3 separate regions of the Homo sapiens genome follow, and all the other regions are linked to region 1. The links are chromatin contacts, found by Hi-C or POLR2A ChIA-PET in ENCODE. All regions are on one chromosome and are shown on one strand. The core of a region is the stretch at or near the end of the contact, and the rest is flanking DNA. Distances in the headings are between cores, read along the strand shown.

Region 1 (3,142 bases), core at 132-2,631:
GGCTGCTTTGGTGCTCTCGCTTCTCCCAGGGACCCCAGCTCTGGTTGCTGAAGGAGAAAACTCTCTGTCAGTGACGAGGAACCCCTGAGTCCTGGGCTTGCCAAATTGATCTCTACAGTTGGGGAGTCTCTTCTTTTACAGGCCTCTAATTTTCCTAGATGTCCTCCTTAATTATCTTATCCATGGACTTAGGCCTATCCCGTCCTGGAGACAGACCAAGGGCAGAAGGAATGTAAGAAGTCGTGGCCCAGGCCGGGTGCAGTGGCGCGTGCCTATAATCCCAACACTTTGGGAGGCCGAGGTGGGAGGATCACCTGAGGTCAGGAGTTCAAGACCAGCCTGGCCAACATGGTGAAACCCTGTCTCTACTAAAAATACAAAAAATTAGCCAGGTATGGTGGCAGGCGCCGTAATCCCAGCTTCTCGGGAGGCTGAGGCAGGAGAACTGCTTGAACCCGGGAGGTGGAGGTTGCAGTGAGCGGAGATTGCGCCACAGCACTCCAGTCTGGGCAACAGTGCGAGACTCAGTCTCAAAAACAAAACAAAACAAAACAAAAATTTGAGATCCCAAAGTGTTTTCCCTGCCACGACTCAGGTAGCAGTGAGCTGAGGTGGGCATCACTAACATGTATGTCTCTCCTATGAGTCAAACGTCCATTTCTGGGTCACCATCTGTGTGCTCCTGCCTAACACTACCACTTTTGGGATTCCAAGATGCACCCCCCCCACCCCACCCAGGCAGGGGTCCCTATCTCTCCCCAGGCCCTAGGGTGGAGTTTCGCTCTTATCACCCAGGCTGGAGTGCAATGGCACAATCTCAGCTCACTGCACCCTTTCCCTCCTAGGTTCAAGTGATTCTCCTGCCTCAGCCTCCTAAGTAGCTGGGATTACAGGCGTCTGCCACCACGCCCGGCTAATTTTTGTATTTTTAGTAGAGACAGGGTTTCGCAATGTTGGCCAGGCTGGCCTTGAACTCCTGACCTCAGGTGATTCACCCGCCTCAGTCTCCCAAAGTGCTGGGGTTACAGGCGGGAGCCACCGCGCCCGGCCCATCCCTCATTATTTTTTGCGACTCAGAGCCATCCTATTACCCCTCTCAAACCCCAAGGAATGTTTGAGTGGGGTTGATATGGGTGTGAAAAGACACAGAATAATCTGTCTCCAGAGGAACTACAACTTCCATCAGGCACTACTTCAGCGGAACAGGAAAGGATGTGGGGGCGTGGCTACCACGCCCTAGTAGAGCGGGAAACTACAACTCCCAGGATAACGCGGGATTTCAGCAGGGCCAAAAGAGTGATTGAGCTCTGACTGGCGACCCGACCCGGCGGAAACCACCTCGACAGCCTCCAGAAAGGGGCGTGGCTGAAAATGTAGGGGCGTGGCCACGTGGGCATCAGGAAGAAGTAACCTGTTGAATCTATTTCTGCTCCCCACCCTTACTGCTTCCCATAAGGGGGAAGCCGCAGACTAATAAGCCTCTTCCAAAAAAGAGGTAAAGGGAGGTAGACAAGGGGCGGCAGCGGAGGCTGGCTACTGCATTCCGTAGGAGGAGCCAACAGTTACTTTTTACCTGCTGAGTCCGGTGAACCAGTTCATGGGGGCGGGGACCTGCCTATGAGAAAAGGGCCAGGATAGAAGAGGTATTTATTTGTTCATTTTGAGGACTAAATTTAGAACCCATCATCTACAGACCCATTTGTAGGTTGTGTCTGGGGCACTCGCTCGGCCTCAGGAAGAGGGAAGAACGGGGACGACTTTGTGGCAGCAAAGCCACCTCCCTTCCGTGTTTTCCGCAGCCCAAAGCGATAGAACCGCATGGCTTCCGCAGTCTGGGGGAGTGCCCCCTGGTGGGGCCCGCCGCCCCCGGCCCCAGCTCGGCCGCTCACGGACATCGACTTCTGCTCCGGGGCGCAGCTGCAGGAATTGACCCAGCTGATCCAGGAGCTGGGTGTGCAGGAGAGCTGGAGTGACGGGCCCAAGCCGGGAGCCGATCTCCTCCGGGCCAAGGACTTTGTCTTCTCTTTGCTTGGTAAGTAACCCTACTTGCCTTTGGGAACTCACAGCTCTCAGCCTCACCACGCCCCCGCCCCCGCCCCGGCTTTGGGCGACGCCCTCACGATCCGTTCCCTTTTTTTAGGTCTAGTTCACCGCCGGGACCCTCGCTTTCCTCCCCAGGCAGAGCTCTTGCTGCTTCGTGGTGGGATTCGCGAGGGCTCCCTGGATCTGGGGCATGCACCCCTGGGTCCCTACGCCCGGGGACCTCACTACGATGCCGGCTTCACACTCCTAGTGCCCATGTTTTCACTGGACGGCACTGAACTGCAACTGGACCTGGAATCCTGTTACGCACAGGTCTGCCTCCCAGAGATGGTGTGCGGAACCCCCATCCGGGAGATGTGGCAGGATTGCTTAGGACCCCCAGTCCCAGGAGCACGTGATTCGATCCACCGAACGGAGAGCGAAGAAAGTTCCAAGGACTGGCAAAGCTCTGTAGACCAGCCGCACAGCTACGTCACTGAGCACGAGGCGCCGGTGTCTTTGGAAAAATCGCCTAGTGACGTTTCAGCGTCCGAGTCGCCTCAGCATGACGTCGTCGACCTTGGCTCTACCGCACCTTTGAAAACAATGAGTAGTGACGTCACCAAGGCAGCCGTCGAAAGCCCAGTCCCAAAGCCGTCGGAGGCTCGGGAAGCGTGGCCCACATTATGTTCCGCCCAGGTGGCTGCCTGGTTCTTTGCTACGCTGGCGGCGGTCGCCGAGTCTCTGATCCCTGTCCCGGGTGCTCCGCGTCTGGTGCACGCAGCTCGCCACGCGGGTTTCACCACCGTCCTCCTGGCTACCCCTGAGCCCCCTCGCCGCCTCCTGCTCTTCGACCTGATCCCAGTGGTGTCCGTGGCGGGCTGGCCCGAGGGGGCTCGGAGCCACTCGTGGGCCGGTCCGCTGGCCTCTGAGTCGGCTTCCTTCTACCTGGTGCCCGGTGGCGGCACCGAGCGGCCGTGCGCCTCCGCCTGGCAGCTCTGTTTTGCCCGCCAGGAGCTGGCGCTCAAAGCGCGCATACCAGCGCCGCTGCTGCAGGCGCACGCGGCGGCCCAGGCGCTACTGCGCCCGCTGGTGGCCGGGACCCGGGCGGCGGCGCCCT
Region 2 (3,287 bases), core at 365-2,864, 190 kb after region 1:
ACTGCAACCTCTCCCTCCTGGGTTCAAGCGATTCTCCTGCCTCACCCTCGGAGTAGCTGGGATTACAGGCATGGGCAACCATACCTGGCTAATTTTTGTATTTTTAGTAGAGACGGGGTTTCACTATGTTGGCCAGGCTGGTCTGGAACTCCTGACCTCAAGTGATCTGCCCGCCTCAGCCTTCTAAAGTGCTGGGATTACAGATGTGACCCACCAAGCCCGGTCTGTCATTTGCATTTTAAAATGGGTCATGGGGTGGGCACAGTGGCTCACACCTGTAATCCCAGCATTTTGGGAGGCAGAGGCAGGCGGATCACCTGAGATCAGGAATTTGAGACCAGCCTGACCAACATGGTGAAACCCCGTCTCTACTAAAAATACAAAAATTAGACAGGTGTGGTGGCGCATGCCTTTACTCCCAGCTACTCGGGAGGCTGAGACAGGAGAATCGCTTGAACCTGGGAGGTGGAGGTTACAGTGAGCCGAGATCGTGCCATTGCACTCCAGCCTGGGCAACAAAAGCGAAACTCCATCTCAAAATAAATAAATAAAATAAAATGCGTCAGGGAGGGTCGGGCCTTGTGGCTAATGCCTGTAATCCAGGTACTTTGGGAGGCTGAGGTGGGCGGATCATTTCAGGTCAGAGGTTCGAGATCAGCCTGGGCAACGTGGTGAAATCCCCGTCTCTACTAAAAACACAAAAAAATTTGCTGGGCGTGGTGGTGCGTGCACCTGTAGTCCCAACTACTAAGGAGGCTGAGACAGGAGGATCGCTTGAACTCGAGAGGCAGAGGCAGCAGTGAGCCGAGATCACGCCACTGCACTCCAGCCTGGGTGATAGAGCAAGACTCTGTCTAAAATAAAATAAAATAAAATAAAATAAAATAAAATAAAATGGGTCAGGGAGTGGGTGATTTCTACTGCTAGACTGTTTAGGCCCTGTAATAAATGGATAAGGGAAGATAACTGAGAGGCGGGGGGCAGGTCCCTTCTTAATATTCACTGAATCATACACACAGACAATACCTTCTTGGGAGACAGGCCTCAGAGGCCTGGGAAAAGACTGGGGGAGGAGTTCAGACCAGATGCCAGGCACTGTGCCTGCATTTTCTCAATGAACCCTCTTTCACAGTCACCCCGTAAAGTATTATTTTCCTCATTTTACAGACAAGGACACTGAAGCACAGAGGTGAAGTGACTTGCCCAAGGTCACTCAGCTAGAAATTTAGGATTCCATTATCTCATTTCTAGTCCTGATACAGGATGCTACTTGGGACGCAGGGGAGGACTGTTTCTAGACCTCAGGCCTGTGAATGCAGGCTCCCCGAGTGGACAGAAATCTTGGAGGACCTAGATCAGGCCCTAGAGGAGGAGAGGGGAGATGGAATATCCTCTCCCAGTTCAGAAACTTTCTCGGCAGTGGAGGATGATAGTGGAGGGGACTCTGTCCTTCACCCCATTGATCCCCAGAGGGGTGATAGCTGAGTCTTGTGACTGGGCCCCTGGGCAGGGGTCAAGGGTCAGTGCCCCTGTTTCCTTTACCCCCTCCTCCCCGGGCAACCTTTAACCCTCCACCGCCCACACGCAAGGCTGCCTGCCTCTACACATTCTCCCAAGAGTTGTCTGAGCCGCCGAGTGGACAGTGGCTGATTATGGAGAGCAGAGGCCCACTGGCTACCTCGCGCCTGCTGCTGTTGCTGCTGTTGCTACTACTGCGTCACACCCGCCAGGGATGGGCCCTGAGACCTGTTCTCCCCACCCAGGTGCAGGAGCGGGACAGGGCACTCAGCTCATGCAGTCTTCCCTTCTCTCCTCTGGCCCTGTAGCAGGGCCTCTCCCTCTGTCTGTCTCTGACATGTCCCTACTCAGCTTTGTTTGTTTTCTCTTTCTGATAGAGTGCCCACGACCCTCCGGCTGTCCACCTCAGCAATGGCCCAGGACAAGAGCCTATCGCTGTCATGACCTTTGACCTCACCAAGATCACAAAGTATGGGGTTGGCCTAGCCCTTGACCCAGTCCCCTGGTTCTGCCCTCTCTCCATCAGCTCTTCTCTTTTCCCTGTCTTCCTTTCCTTATCTGTGAACACCATCTCCCCCAAACCCACACTGGTTCTCAAAGGACACATGACATACACAATCTTTCCTTCTGTGTCCTTCCAGAACCTCCTCCTCCTTTGAGGTTCGAACCTGGGACCCAGAGGGAGTGATTTTTTATGGGGATACCAACCCTAAGGATGACTGGTTTATGCTGGGACTTCGAGACGGCAGGCCTGAGATCCAACTGCACAATCACTGGGCCCAGCTTACGGTGGGTGCTGGACCACGGCTGGATGATGGGAGATGGCACCAGGTAAGCTAGCTCTGGTCCTCAGGGGAGGGATGTCTGGAGCTGGTCTGAGGAAAGGGAACAAAACCAAGTTATTGGGCATCCCTCTACCACTGTCATCTCGTTTAATCCACACGAACCCCCACAAAGTAGCTATTCTTGGCCCCATCTTTTCTGATGGGAATTCTAAGGCTCAGTCAGTATATAAGTGACAAGAGCTGAGTGACCCAAGGCCAAGGATGCTAGCTGCTTCTTTAAGGCATGTTCTTTCCACTATAGTACTAGGCTGCCTCACAGGAAGGTGGCAGAAACAGATCCCAGGGGCCTCTGATTTTGCTTCCCACCTTCCTGCAGGTGGAAGTCAAGATGGAGGGGGACTCTGTGCTGCTGGAGGTGGATGGGGAGGAGGTGCTGCGCCTGAGACAGGTCTCTGGGCCCCTGACCAGCAAACGCCATCCCATCATGAGGATTGCGCTTGGGGGGCTGCTCTTCCCCGCTTCCAACCTTCGGTTGCCGGTAACTACACCCCAGGGGTGGAACCCTAGCCAAGACTTGGTAAAGCACTGCTGGGTGGCTGGCCGTGGGAATCTAAGTCCACACTTTTAGGGAGAAGGGAAGGGTTGAGAGCTGCAAGGGGGAGGCCAAATGCTCAGAGGGGAGTCAACTGAGGGCAGGGAGGTCGGGACTGCGGCTCCGATGCCCTGATTTCTACATCCCCGTATCTTATCTCTGTCACACTCCAGCTGGTTCCTGCCCTGGATGGCTGCCTGCGCCGGGATTCCTGGCTGGACAAACAGGCCGAGATCTCAGCATCTGCCCCCACTAGCCTCAGAAGCTGTGATGTAGAATCAAATCCCGGGATATTTCTCCCTCCAGGGACTCAGGCAGAATTCAATCTCCGAGGTAGATTTCCTCGGAGTCTATTTTTCCCACCCTGGCCAGCTCAGCCTGCCTCTGTCCCC
Region 3 (3,318 bases), core at 480-2,979, 240 kb before region 1:
GAAAAAAATAAATAAATTGCAGAAGGCGGCAGCATTTCCAGTCTTCCCTGGCTCCCGGACACCCGACCCCCGACCCCTGCCCCCCACCCTCCCTCCCGCATTTCCCACTCCCTAGACCCATCCCTCCCTTTTCCCCAAAAAAATTCCCAGGAAAAAAAAAAAAAAAAGCCACATTTAGACCTTCCACTCATGCAAACCGGCAAAGAAAAATGGTGGGGGCATGTGGAAGGCAGGGGCCCGCTGCGGAGTCCCCTGCTTCTCCCCCCAAAAAACCACCTTTGAGAAGAAAAAAAGTGGAAAAAATAAATGAGAAATCAAGGAACATGGGGAATTACGATGAGGGCAGGGGTGACCCCAGACCCTGCCTTAGGAGAGAGCGGAGGCCTGTGGCCCTGCATCCCTGCAGCGGGTGCTCCTCGAGGGGGCCCTGACTTCTGGAATGTGTGTGGGAGAGGATGGGGGAGGGCAGGTGGCCCCCGGTGGGTCTGTGTGTGCATTGGGGGCAGGTGGGGGCGGGGATCCTAAGGAGCAAGGGCTCGGAACAAGGAGCCCAGCTCCCCCCCAGACCCCAGGTTCCTGGCGTTCAGGAGCCCAGTTCTGGGGTGCGGGGATACATGCAGAGGAGTGTCCCCCCTCCAACAGGCTGGATCCAGTTAGAAAGGAAATAAATAAGAAGGGGTGGGAGGGAGGCCGGGGGGAGCCAAGGGCTTGGGCAATTCAGTCCAGACCAAGGGCCCAGGTGATGGAGGCAGGGCGAGTCCAGGCCAAGCCAGGGCAGGAATCAGAGTCTCTCTCGGGCTGGAACCCAGATGTAGGGGCCTGAGAGGTCCTCGATGACACGCTTCACCTTGTGGTAGATCTCCTCAAAGCTGTCACCCTCCACGATGGCTGGGAGTGGGGTGGAGCAGGGAGTGAGGCCAAGGAAGGGCCAGAGGACACCTGGCCAAGGGGGTTGCACCAGCCCAGAGGAAGGGGCACCTCTTTCCAACTCTCCAAGCCATAAGTCCTGGGGCTGCACCCGCCCACAGGGGCACCTCTTTTTTTTTTTTTTTTTTTTTTTTGAGATTGAGTTTTGCTCTTAGCGCCAGGCTGGAGTGCAGTGGTGCGATCTCGGCTCACTGCAACCTCTGCCTCCCAGGTTCAAGCGATTCTCCTGCCTCGGCCTACCGAGTAGCTGGGATTACAGGTGCCCGCCAGTGCTGGGATTACAGGCGTGAGCCACCATGCCGCGCCCACAGGGGCACCTCTTTCTAAGCCATCCACTGGGGGTGGCGGGGGAGCTCTTTCTAATCCGAGCAAGGGCACCCTACATGCTGGCAACAGCCTTGCTGTGGCCTCACCTGAGAAGCACTCTGTGAACTCCTGCTCCAGCTTGGTGGCTCTGTCGAAGGCTTTGCGGGCTTGCTCCTCTGTGATCCGCTTGTTAATCTCTCTGTGAAGAGGGAGGGAGAGCAGGCCTGAGACTGGACCCACCTGACCCTGCCTTTTATCTCCTCTATCCAGGAATGTTAAGTATTCTTCTATTTGGAGCACATAGCAAAAAAAAAAATACAATTCCCAATATCCTCTGGGGCCACAGATGAGAACCACCCCCCACCCCCCTGCCACCCGCAACCGCCCCAGCCAGGTGTGGCTACTCCAGGGACATCTACGGAGCTTCATCCTTCCAGCCTTCAGCCCCAGAGATGGGATTCGGACTCCAATTCCCAACAGCCCTAGAGGCCCTGACTCGCCCCAGCTGGTATGCCCCAGGGGCTGCTGGGAAATGTAGTCCTGTCTAGCCAAGGCAGGAGAGGAGGGGAAAGACCCGATTCCCCCACATCCTCTGGGTTCCAGGGATCCCCCTCAGGGGCTGCTGAAACCGCTGTCCAGGGTTCTGAAGGGAGAGTTGAACGCAGACGCCTTGTGAGGCCCAGGGCCACAGGTGTTGGGGGAGCAAAGGGGAGGCCCCCAGGACCATACTCACAGCACATTCTCCAGGGAGCGGGGGCGGATGAAGATGGCGATGGGGTGCAGGTGGGCCGCCTGCAGCCGCCGCACGGCATTGGCCGAGACATCGAGGATGCAGTGCTTCCCCTGGGGGCAGGCAGGGTGGGCGGAGGGGGGCCAGCGGGTGGCGAGAAAGGACAGAGAGCAGTGCCGGAGGGACACGGACGGGGAGAGGTGGGGAATGGGAAGTTGGCCGAAGGGGAGTGACATGGATGTCAAGAAACACGGGGGCAGAGAGTCAGGCAGGAAGCGGGTATGGACAGAGTAAAAGACAGAGGGAAAGGAAAGGGAAGATGGAGAGCACGGGAGAGGGCAGGGACAGGACAGAATGGAGGAAGGGAGGAGCACCAGGCAGGCAGGGACCCAAGAGATGGTGGCAGAGCCGGGGCAGCAGCGAGTGGGGCGGGGTGTGCAAGGCAGAGGTGACACAGGCGGGAAGGAAAGCCAAGAAAAAGGAGAAAGGAAGTAGGATAGAGGGAGGAGGGAGGGGAGGACGGACAGAGGACAGACAGATGGAAGGAACAAGGAGACAGATGGGAGGGAGTGAGGCAGATGGAGAAAGGAACCGTGGAGGGAGGGAGGGAGGGCAGGGTGAGGAGCAGCGGGGAAAGGAAAGGAGTTAGCAGAGGAGTGGGAGAGGGGAGCCGGGCCCCAGAAAAGGGTGAGGCAGGGGAGAGGGCCAGCGGGGAGTCAGGAAAAAGGGAGGGACCCAGTGGGGAAGGCCAAGCCACCAAAGACAAGGCCATGGGAAGAGAGGAGAAATGGGGCAAGGAGAAGGGAGTGGGGAGAGAAAGAGGCCAGATGGTGGTGGGGAATTTGGGGTCAGGAAGTGAGGGAGGTGGGAGAGAGAGCAGGGGCAGAGAGCAGGCAGTCAGACAGAGTTGCCCAAGAGGAGAAGGAGGTGGAGGAGCGGAGTGGAGACCCAGCAGGGAAAGAGACAGAGAGAGAGAGAGTTAGAGAAAGCTGGAGGGAGGCAGTGGGGTGGGGAGAGGGGAGAAGGAAGAGGACCGGGTGCCCGCCAGGTCCTACCTGCTCTGCCACCTCTCGCACGGACTGGACGCTGGTCCCATAGAGGTGGCTGTTGTACTGGCCGGCCTCAATGAACTTGTGCGCCTGAATGTCCTTCTCCATTTTCTCCCGGGACGACACAAAGTGGTAATCCCGGCCATCTATCTCATACTCCCGCTTGGGCCGTGTCGTATCTGCCAGGAAGTCACCCCACCCCCCAAAGATCTAACCACCATCCCTCTAGCTTAAATCCTGCCTACTTCAATCAAATCCCCATAGTGCCCAGCTGGTCCTTTGGTGAAAGGGAGCTGCCAGGGAGAC

What was found. A loop is a pair of places that touch in the nucleus more often than their neighbours do. ChIA-PET counts read pairs that join two places held with the same protein, here RNA polymerase II (POLR2A). Pooled maps may share reads with other maps.
Region 2: a loop to region 1 is called in a pooled map, with 4 times the contacts of the local background. The contact joins the promoter of SHBG here to the promoter of TMEM102 in region 1. A Hi-C loop is called at or near these places in 9 of 50 pooled maps. POLR2A ChIA-PET finds 5 or more read pairs at or near these places in 4 of 52 experiments (CD4-positive, alpha-beta T cell, WTC11, activated CD4-positive, alpha-beta T cell and 1 more).
Region 3: a pooled map shows a loop between it and region 1 (4-fold over the local background). The contact joins the enhancer-like site here to the promoter of TMEM102 in region 1. A Hi-C loop is called at or near these places in 1 of 168 maps with a recorded cell type or tissue (CD4-positive, alpha-beta T cell) and 7 of 50 pooled maps. POLR2A ChIA-PET finds 5 or more read pairs at or near these places in 1 of 52 experiments (PC-3).

What each region holds. Positions count from the first base shown.
Region 1 is chr17:7,434,054-7,437,195 of GRCh38, forward strand. It overlaps TMEM102 (transmembrane protein 102), which reads left to right and starts at 1,382. Exons shown (of 3, transcript NM_178518.3): 1 at 1,382-1,643; 2 at 1,800-2,032; 3 at 2,141-3,142. The coding sequence starts at 1,819. RefSeq lists enhancers at 1,066-1,235, 2,287-3,142 and a silencer at 2,932-3,142.
Region 2 is chr17:7,628,521-7,631,807 of GRCh38, forward strand. It overlaps SHBG (sex hormone binding globulin), which reads left to right and starts at 1,615. Exons shown (of 8, transcript NM_001040.5): 1 at 1,615-1,763; 2 at 1,896-1,987; 3 at 2,160-2,349; 4 at 2,680-2,841; 5 at 3,069-3,228. The coding sequence starts at 1,653.
Region 3 is chr17:7,189,927-7,193,244 of GRCh38, forward strand. It overlaps DLG4 (discs large MAGUK scaffold protein 4), which reads right to left. Exons shown (of 20, transcript NM_001321075.3): 17 at 3,019-3,191; 18 at 1,967-2,076; 19 at 1,341-1,432; 20 at 1-888. The coding sequence ends at 782. Among named protein-coding and RNA genes, the nearest start is that of ASGR1, 12 kb to the left of the region's middle. Within about 2 kb of position 1,730, at least 2 of the 41 ENCODE cell types and tissues checked have a DNase peak (open chromatin) inside an H3K27ac peak, as active enhancers do.